Linked DNA regions of Homo sapiens: region 2 is linked to region 1. The links are chromatin contacts, found by Hi-C in ENCODE. All regions are on one chromosome and are shown on one strand. The core of a region is the stretch at or near the end of the contact, and the rest is flanking DNA. Distances in the headings are between cores, read along the strand shown.

Evidence for each region. A loop is a pair of places that touch in the nucleus more often than their neighbours do. Pooled maps may share reads with other maps.
Region 2: a loop to region 1 is called in a map of endothelial cell of umbilical vein, with 25 times the contacts of the local background. The contact joins two enhancer-like sites. A Hi-C loop is called at or near these places in 1 of 168 maps with a recorded cell type or tissue (endothelial cell of umbilical vein), 5 of 37 single-sample maps with no recorded cell type and 8 of 50 pooled maps.

The regions. Positions count from the first base shown.
Region 1 is chr6:89,296,796-89,301,693 of GRCh38, reverse strand. GABRR2 (gamma-aminobutyric acid type A receptor subunit rho2) reads left to right here. Exons shown (of 9, transcript NM_002043.5): 2 at 1,829-1,935. Among named protein-coding and RNA genes, the nearest start is that of GABRR2, 16 kb to the left of the region's middle. RefSeq lists enhancers at 2,975-3,044, 3,471-3,780, 3,166-4,365. Within about 2 kb of position 2,758, at least 17 of the 41 ENCODE cell types and tissues checked have a DNase peak (open chromatin) inside an H3K27ac peak, as active enhancers do; they include endothelial cell of umbilical vein, where a contact is called at or near this core.
Region 2 is chr6:90,282,527-90,287,424 of GRCh38, reverse strand. The region is part of intron 1 of BACH2 (BACH transcriptional regulator 2); the gene reads left to right. Among named protein-coding and RNA genes, the nearest start is that of BACH2, 12 kb to the left of the region's middle. RefSeq lists an enhancer at 1,379-1,879. Within about 2 kb of position 2,103, at least 33 of the 41 ENCODE cell types and tissues checked have a DNase peak (open chromatin) inside an H3K27ac peak, as active enhancers do; they include endothelial cell of umbilical vein, where a contact is called at or near this core.

The DNA.
Region 1 (4,898 bases), core at 1,509-4,008:
ATTCTCATTGTAGAGATCTTTCACCTCCCTGGTTAGCTGTATTCCTAGGCATTTTATTCTTTTTGTGGCAATCATGAATGGGATTTCATTCCTGATTTGGCTCTAGGCTTGACCATTGTTGGCATATAGGAATGCCAGTGATTTTTTACATTGATCTTGTATCCCAAAACTTTGCTGAAGTTGTTTATCACCTGAAGGAGCTTTTGGGCCAAAACTATGGGGTTTTCTAGATACAGAATCACATCATCTGCAAACAAGAATAGTTTGACTTCCTCTCTTCCTATTTGGATGCCCTTCATTTTGTTCTTTCTTGATTGCCCTGGCCAGGACTTACAATACTATGTTGAATAGGAGTGGTGAGAGAGGGCACCCTTGTCTTGTGCTGGTTTTCAAGGGGAATGTTTCCAGCATTTGCCCATTTAGTATGACGTTGGCTATGGGTTTGTCACATATGTATTGAAGTGTGTTTCTTTAATACCTAGTTTATTAAGAGTTTTTAATAAGGAGTGTTGAATTTTATCGAAAGCCTCTTGTGCATCCATTGAGATAATAATGTGGCTTTTGTCTTTAGTTTTATGTGATGAATCACATTTATTGATTTGCGTATGTTAAACCAAACTTGCATCCTGGGATTGAAGCCTACTTGATTGTGGTGGATTCACTTTTTGGTGGGCTGCTGGATTTGGTTTGCAAATATTTTGTTGAGGATTGTTTGCCTCAATGTTCATCAAGGATATTGGCCTAAAGCTTTCTTTTGTGTGTGTGTGTGTTTCTGCCAGGTTTTGGTATCAGGATGATGCTGGCCTCATAGAATGAACTGGGGAGGAGTCCCGCCTCCTCAATTTTTTGGAATAGTTTTAGTAGGAATGGTACCAGTTCTTTGTACATCTGGTAGAATTTGGCTGTGAATATATCAGGTCCTGGGCCTTTTTTTTTTTTTTTTTTTTTGGTTGGTACGCTATTTATTATTGATTCAACTTCAACTTCGGAGCTCATTATTGGTCTATTCAAGGAATCAATTTCTTCCTGGTTCACTATTTGGTTTGGGGTGTGTATGTGTCCAGGAATTTATCCATCTCTTCTAGGTTTTCTAGTTTGTGTACACAGAGTTGTTCATGGTAGTCTCTGATGGTTATTTGTATTTCTGTGGGGTCAGTGGTAACATCCCCTTTGTCATTTCTTTTTGTTTTTTTTTGCGACAGAGTCTCACTCTATCACCCGGGTGGCGCAATCTCCACTCACTGCAACCTGCGTCTCCTTGGTTCAAGTGATTCTTGTGCCCTAGCCTCCTGAGTAGCTGGGACTACAGGTGTGTGCCACCATGCCCAGCTAATTTTTGTATTTTTAGTAGAAATGGGGTTTCACCATGTTGGCTAGGCTGGTCTCAAACTCATGACCTCAAGCAATCTGCCCACCTCAGCTTCCCAAAGTGCTGGGATTACAGGTGTGAGCCACTGCACCTAGCCCCCTTTCTCATTTCTAATTGTGTTTATTTTGATCTTCTCCCTTTTCTTCTTTATTAGTCTAGCTAGCAGCCAATCCAACCATTTTCATCCAATTATAGCCTTTACCAAGGTAGAATGTTGTCCTGCCCAGGAGGGCATCCACTTTCAGAAGGCTCCAGAAGAACCTGGTCCTCAGGTCAGTCTACCTGTGAGGATCTGGCGTGTGTGTGGAGGGTCCTTCAGCCCTCCTTCTCCCCTGGGCCAAGAAGTAGAATGGAGAAAAGGTACCTAACAGGTAGATCTTGCAGGGAGTAATAGCCCAAATCATCTCACTCAATGCATTGAAGAGCCGATGGAAAATAGTTTCTTGCTTGTCTTCACAGTCACTTATATAAGAAGAACCTTGATGTGACCAAGATCCGGAAGGGAAAGCCTCAGCAGCTTCTCAGAGTGGACGAGCACGACTTCAGCATGAGACCCGCCTTCGGAGGTAGGACTGTTCTTCCTTGATGCCAGGTGGGAGGTTGGCCCCAGGGATGTGATGTGCTGCCCTCTCTGGCTCCCTCTGGCACAGCGCTTCCTCAGATGGTGCAATTTTCCCACTCACATAAATCTGACTCCATTTCCTGAGTCCCTAATTTTCCCAAGGAGAAAAGAGCAGGAAGTAGTGGAGAGGGCCGTTGACTAAAGAGGGCCCACCAGTGACTAAGCCATTTACATTCACAAAGGAGACAGGCCCTGCAGCTGCCAACTTTTTTGTCCTACAAATATAAGAGCAGGCAAGGAGAATCAGGACACAAAATAGCTCCTCTGTCATTTTTATAGAGGAAGAGGCCCATGAAGGCAGAGGTGCCCAGGATCCTCAAAAGTCCTAGTGTGGCCCTCCCTCTGCACTATTTTGGCATGTGTGTGTGTCTGGGTGTGAGTGGAATTCTGAACAAGGCATTGCAACTTTGTTGCCATGACTACCTGGGAGTTTGCTGTTTTGATGGAGTCACCTGTTTTCCAGTGCAGCAACAAGAGCTTAACTCATTACAAAGATTTCTTGCACACCTGCCCCCAAAGGTGCTCTGTTAGTCTTGGGGTCAGGGAGGGGAGGCATGGCCAGTGGGTGTCCTTCCCAGGAACTAGAGAAATGCTATGGAGAAGGTGGACAGTGTCTTAGTCAGTTCTGGCTTTCACACAAAACACCATAGATTGGGCAGTTTATAGACAATGGAAACGTATTTCTCATGTTTCCAGGGGCCGGAAGTAAGATCAAGGTGCCAACAGTTTCCATGTGTGCTGAGGGCCCACTTTCTGTTCATAGACGGTGCCTTCTCACTGTAACCTCACATAGTGGGTGGGGCAAGGCAGCTCTCTAGGGCCTCTTTTCTAAGAGCACTAATCCCACTGGTGAGGGCTCCACCCTCAGGATCTCATCACCTTCCAAAGGCCCACTTCCTAGTACCATCCCATTGCGGGTTAGGATTGCAACATACACATTTGTCAGGGACATAAACATTCAGGCCATAGCAGCTGGGAAAGGAATCAGTCATCTGCTCTGACTAGGCAGAGAGTGGGGTAAGAATAGCAGAATGTATGAGATCCCTGGGCCAACTTTCCTCTCCTCTTGGGGAAACTGAGGCACCAAGAATTTCAGTTGATGAACCTTGGCCAAGACAGACCCAGGCGGGCTGGCTTCCCTTTTTCCTTTTTCTCTGCCCTTGATCCTCTAGTAGGTCCTATCATTCTGGGGCAGTAAAAAGGAGTAGCTGTGACCTCCAGGCAGGTCACCAATCCTTTGAGCCTCCATTTGTTTGTTTATAAAATGGGGAGAGTAATCCCCACATATGGGGTTGTTGTCCAGATTAAACAAGATAATGTATGTAAAACCCCTGACAGACATTTGTTCCTGTCCCCTCTGAAAAACCCAGCTGCCAGACCTTCCTCTTGTGTGACTGTTAAGGGATTAAGAAATTAATTTATCCCAGAAGCCTATGCATTTTAAAAGGCCTCAAAGCCTCCCACTAAATTCCCTGAGCTCTGACACCTGCTAAGCAGAAGGAGAAAAGCAGGTGGCAGATTACAGGCCTGTGACTCATCTCCCTTCCAACCGCAACCTGATTGACGCCCACGGAAGGTCAAGAAGAGGCCACCATATTTCTGGTAGCTCTTGGGTTTCCTCGGGGATTCGTCATGGGCAAGCCTGCCAAGGAATTTTACGAAAATAAAGTTATACTAATAAGCAGCTTTAAAATAGCTACATCTGCTCCAGGAAGTCTAAGCAAGGCGTCCCCAAAAGCAAGAAGCTCCACTTTTCTTGCACAGCAACAGTTAAGAGCATAGAGGCGTACAGTGGCTAGGAAACACAATAACCAACAATAACATGCATGACAACTACCACTTTTTTTTTCGAGACGGAGTTTCACTTTGTCACCTAGGCTGGAGTGCAGAGGCGCAATCTCAGCTCACTGCAACCTCTGCCTCTCAGGTTCAAGCGATTCTCCTCCCTCAGCCTCCTGAATAGCTGGGATTGCAGGCATGCACCACCATGCCTAATTCTTTTGTATTTTTAGTAGAGACAGGGTTTCACCATGTTGGCCAGGCTGGTCTTGAACTCCTGACCTCAAGTGATCCACCCACCTCAGCCTCCCAAAGTGCTGGGATTACAGGCGTGTGCCACTGTGCCCAGCCACAACTACCACTTTCATAGGGATTTTTTTTTATGCCAGGCACCATTCTAATCAAGGTACATATATATATGTAATCTTATTTTAATCCTCTCATCAGTTCTACAAAGTAGATACTATTATTGTCCCCAGATGAGGAAACTGAGGCACAGAGAGGTGAAGTAAATGTCCCAGGTCAGCTGAGGTTGGACCCCCCTCCTAGCTGGGTCCCTTTCTTGTCTCCTACTTGCATGTCTTGGCGCAGAGCTGACATATTCATTAGGCGGCATAGGCACACTGCCTGGGGCCCACAACAAAATGTTTTTGCTTTATCTTAAAATAAGAAAAACAAACTTTTAAGCAGAAGTTGTTTTAATATATACTATTAATATGTTCATCATTAAACCAACACAATCATAAAATATGCTTTTTGATATTTTTTTATAGAGGAAGAGGCCCATGAAGCAAAAGTGCCCAGGGTCCTCAAAAGTCATAACGTGGCCGTGCCTCAGTGTGGTCTTTTGTGGGTGTGCACCGAGTGTGGGTGCTATTCCGAACAATGTGTTGTACCTTTTTACCCAAGGCTAGTGATGCTATCAGGAGCCTGGGCCATCACCTGGTCAGTACCTTCAGTATGTAGAAGAAGAGCCTGGGGTCCAAGGAGTTAGGTGATGGCCACCGAACAGCCAGAGGCAGAACTTAGGTTTCTTTTGTGACATCAGCTGCAAAAGCGAAAGCCTTATGAAAATGCTCCCACCAGGAGCTAGCTCTTGGAACGGCAGATGAAATCCTGCCATGTTCC
Region 2 (4,898 bases), core at 854-3,353, 990 kb before region 1:
AATTCTATATTATCTTTGCATGTTGAATTTTAGAAGAAAAAAAAAGCAGCGGATCCAACTTCACTTACCTCCCCACCCCAGTTGCATTGATACAAATTGAATTGATAAATTTATTTCAAAATTGGTGTGTCCCAATTTGACATACCACAAGCATAGTGGTGTCAGCATGGTGGTGACATCTGGACATTAGGAGAGTTGGTTGATTAATTAAACTATACTTATTTTAGATAGAGTTGTTGGCAGGTAAATACCTGGCTGTAGAGTCAACGCCCTTCAGTCCCACCTCTCCCCCACCATACCCTTCTCCAGCAACCATGCTATGTTGAGTTGATGGCTCCATCTAGTGCCAGTCTGTGGAACTGTCTTGCAGGACTTCACTGTCACCTCCAGAGCTGGGTATGATGAAGAGTCCTCTTTCTCTGGGAACACACTGTCTAGCGGGGAACTGCCCTCTAGTTCCTACCTCTCCTTTGTTTTTGCAGTTTAGTTATACCTCCGTGTCTTTCTTTGTTCCAGACTTAATTTGTTTCCCTCTCTCTAGTACCCCCTCTTTGTACTTGTTTCTCCTCCTTTTTTGTTTTCCAAGTCTCAATTTTTTTTTTGGAGAACAAAACAGTACTTAAAACCGGTAAGTATAAAGATTTTTTTTCTAACAATACTTTATGCCAAAGTAAGAGAATTCTATGCATTTTAAATGAAACTATCAATTGAAACCATGTTAGAGAACCAGAATGACCCTAAAGTTGAAGTCTGAAAGTGTCACTTGGAAGACTGTGTCCCTTCATCCTCCTGTAGTTAGACATTTCCTCAAACACAGTTAATCAAGAGTATTTTCTTTTAAATGGTTTTGGAACTATCATTGTAGTATCATTTTCTTTTTAGATTATAAATTTAACCTCTCATATTTTAAGTTCAAGACATTTTCACGGACTATCAAGGAATCCTAGCTCATTGGCCTGGCCCTATTTCTGTGGGAAAATGTATTCTCAGTTCCAGACAACCAGTGTTCCTGCAGATTTTTAGGTCCCGTATAAAACGAGAGAACATAGATGAATGAGAGGCATTGTCAGACAAAGCCTGGCACATGAGATCTCAATTAGCATACAGGTTTTAAATTTCCCACATTAAACAGTACATTTTAAATTTCCACTTATGTTAAGCGTGTTGATATTGTGGGTTTGAAAGTAAGTCCCCTCTGAAAAACAGGAACTGTGCTTGTCTGTTACCAGTTCTTGTGGTCGATATGGTAACTATTTTGATTTTTCAGAAGGGAGGAAAAGCAGTTAAATCTAGTTAAAATTAAAACCAGTTAAAATTAACTGGCTCGTGAGATTTCAGTGCAGCTGTTCCACACATAGCAACACTAAGAGTGAGTTGTTTATTACCATGATTAATTATTATTAGTTGTTACTTCTTTTTGAGCAGTGGCATAGATTATTTATATTTTTGGTCTAACCTTGGAAAATAGAAACTGCAAGCGTAGAGAGGTTCCCGTTTGCTAATTTGCATGTACCCTGTTTTTGTTTTTGCCAGGTAGGTGTGTGCATCTCAAGTACACGAGAGTAATTTAGCATGTCAGCACTTTCCTACCAGCAGTGCTTGCTGACTCATGCAGCTGTTGTAGCACTCAGCTGGCCGCACTGTAAACTGCCCATAGTACCAGCACCGCCCTTGGAGAGCTCCGGGCTGCTGGGCTGGTTAGCTACTGGGAGGCTATTTTCAGATCTGTGGTCACTGCTGAGCTGGGTCCTCTTCTCCTGCCAGCAGCCAGACACAGCCTTCTGGTTGCAGGGGAGAAAATTGGACAAATTTCTACCTTTGTAGGGACTGCATAAAGATTCATAGCATTTCTGGATATGCCTCAGGAAAACTTTTTTTTTGCTTCACTTTATTTTTCTGGGAATATTTAAGGGGAGAGGCAAAAGGGGCTGATAATAAATGAAAAGGGAATGTGCTGTTATTTCCTACTAAGATCAGAAAGAGTTTTCATAAACCTTTAACTTAGTTAGGCTTTCTTGGCGTAACTGAAACCTGACCCACTTCTCCCTCAGTGCAAAGCAGTGTGTCCTGAGTAGGGAAGCAGGGGCGAGGGTGCAAGTGACTAGCCTGACATTGTTTTATGTGGCTGAAGTCCCTAAGTGATGACAGCTTTTGTTTATATCCGTTCCCTGTTATTGAGGTTAAAAAACAAAACAAAAAACTTGACCTCAGGTCATTTTAAAGCTAGCATGTATTTTCAGAGATGGTTTCACTGTTTGTTTTCAGAGTTCAGTTTTGCTTATTTTCATCGGAAAGTGTGAAATGTTGCTTTTCTGAGGCTTCTAAATAAACTTCCTTTTGTAGATACAAGTTGATCCAATCATCATAAACTGTCTTGAAAAAGGATGATTAAAGTAAGATCAGCTGGGGAAGGGAAAGCTTTGCACACCCTTGAGGAGTTTGCCTTCTTTTTCTTAAGTTTCAATAAGCATTCTGAAGCAGCTTTGACCAGTAATAAAGAAAAGCCACAGTGACTGTGTGTAACATGATGTTGATGGAAGTTCTTGGTTTCCGCCGATACGAATGACTCATCAGTATCAATAGAATTGTGACTTCTAATAATAACACAGTGCAAGACCTTCAAAACATGTGGTTTTAGCCCTTGCTCTTAGTGAAAGGTTGGAAAATGTTAGTTTGAGCTTTTTTTTTTTAATCTCTTGATTTTGCCCAAGTATAAAGTTGTTTTTTGTAGGAATGATGATCCCCCTGTTGTTTTCTCATCTTACTGTTTTTAGTTTCATTATGATTAAGGAGCCAAACTCAGATCATTTCATCGTTTAGAAATCTCTGCGCTAAGCATCTCCTGTCGGGGCTGTGTTTGAGGGAAATGTGGCTGAAAAGCAAATCCTCCCTGAATGCAGAAAGGAAAATACTGGTGCAGACTACAATCCACTGAGCTGCGTCCCTCCTACACAGCATCTATTGCGGAGGGCTGTGGTATTGCTAAGTAGCCCCATAACCCTGTGAGTCATTGTCAAAGGATTCCAAGAGGAAGGTTAACAGAAAATGCGAGTCAGAGGAAACAGCAGAGTGGAGCAGCTAGCTCAGGAAGAACTGTGCTACCTGCTGAGGGGCTGCCCAGATGTCACCAGGAATTCAGGTGTACGTTCATCTTTTTGCAGCCCATTTCCGTATGTCTACATATGGGGACATTTTTGTTTTTTGTTTAGTTTTGGTTGGTTTTGCTGCAGTTTGGCCAGACTATCAGAGATCACTATCTTAGCTTCGTATCACAGTGGTCTTATCCCAGAGCCTTTGCTTTTTGTATTTTATAGTCAAAGCAACTGAATTTCTAGACTGTAAGACCAACATGTATATTTAACATAATTCTTTTCCTTTCTAAGTGCTTTATTTATTTATTTATTTATTTATTTATTTTGAGATGGAGTCTTGTCCTGTCACCCAAGCTGGAGTGCAGTGGTGCGATCTCGGCCCACTGCACCCTCCACCTCCCAGGTTCAAGTGATCCTCCTGGCTCAGCCTCCTGAGTAGCTGGACTACAGGCACATGCCACCATGCCCAGCTAATTTTTGTAATCTTAGTAGAGATGGGGTTTCACCATGTTTGCCAGGCTGGTCTCGAACTCCTGACCTCAAGTGATCTGCCTGCCTCAGCCTCCCTAAGTGCTGGGATTATAGGTGTAAGCCGCCGTGCCTGGCCAGACCTAAAAAATTCTTATAAAATAGTTCAAAAGTTAAAAATGCATGAGGAGGCCGGGTGTGGTGGCTCACGCCTGTAATCCCAGCACTTTGGGAGGTCGAGGCGGGTGGATCACGAGGTCAGGAGATCGGGACCATCCTGGCTAAAACGATGAAACCCTGTCTCTAGTAAAAATACAAAAAATTAGCCGGGCATGGTGGCAGGCACCTGTAGTCCCAGCTGCTCGGGAGGCTGAGGCAGGAGAATGGTGTGAACCCAGGAAACAGAGCTTGCAGTGAGCCAAGATCGCACCACAGCACTCCAGCCTGGGCAACAGAGCGAAACTCCATCTCAAAAAAGAAAAAAAAAAAAGCATGAGGGGTCTTTCACTTATTGTTGGAAAAAAAAGTGAGTAGGACTTCTGTTCACTGAGTGGTAACTATGGAGAATGAGAAAACAAGCCCAAAGTGGTAAAGACGTTTGTGGCACATAAATAATACTGGTTCAGCACACATGTGAATCAATAAAAAAGCCAGATAACCAAAAAGAAAAATGATACTGTACATTCATATTCTTAAACATGCATTTCACAAAGGAAGAAACCCAATTGGCTAGTAAATATATAAAAAGATGCTCAGCTTCATTAATAAACAAACACATGCAGATTAAAATCATAGTAACATATGATTACACACTCTCTGGATTGGCAGAAATTTTAAAACCTGACAATACCATGTAAGGATGTGAATGAATGGGAGTTTTTGTATTTAGTTGACAGGAGTCTAACTTGGTACAATTATATCGGAAAACAATTTGCTGTTACCTAACCAAGTTCAACCTGCAAATAACTTACAACACAGCCATCTTACCCCTAGGTATACACCTAAGAAAAATGATTACCTATGTGCTTTAAGAAACATGAACAAAACAAAAAATAATTGATGCTGGCAAGGTTATGGAGAAAAAGGAACACTTACACACTCTCGGTGGGAGTGTAAATCAGTTCAGCCATTGTGGAAGACTGTGATGATTGCTCAAAGTCCTAAAGATAGAAATACCATTCAACCCAGCAGTTTCATTACTGTGCATATACCCAAAGGAATATAAATTATTCTAAGACACATACACGTGTATGTTCGTTGCGGCACTATTCACAATAAGCAAAGACATGTAATCAACCTAAATGCCCATCAGTGATAGACTGGATAAAGAAAATGTGG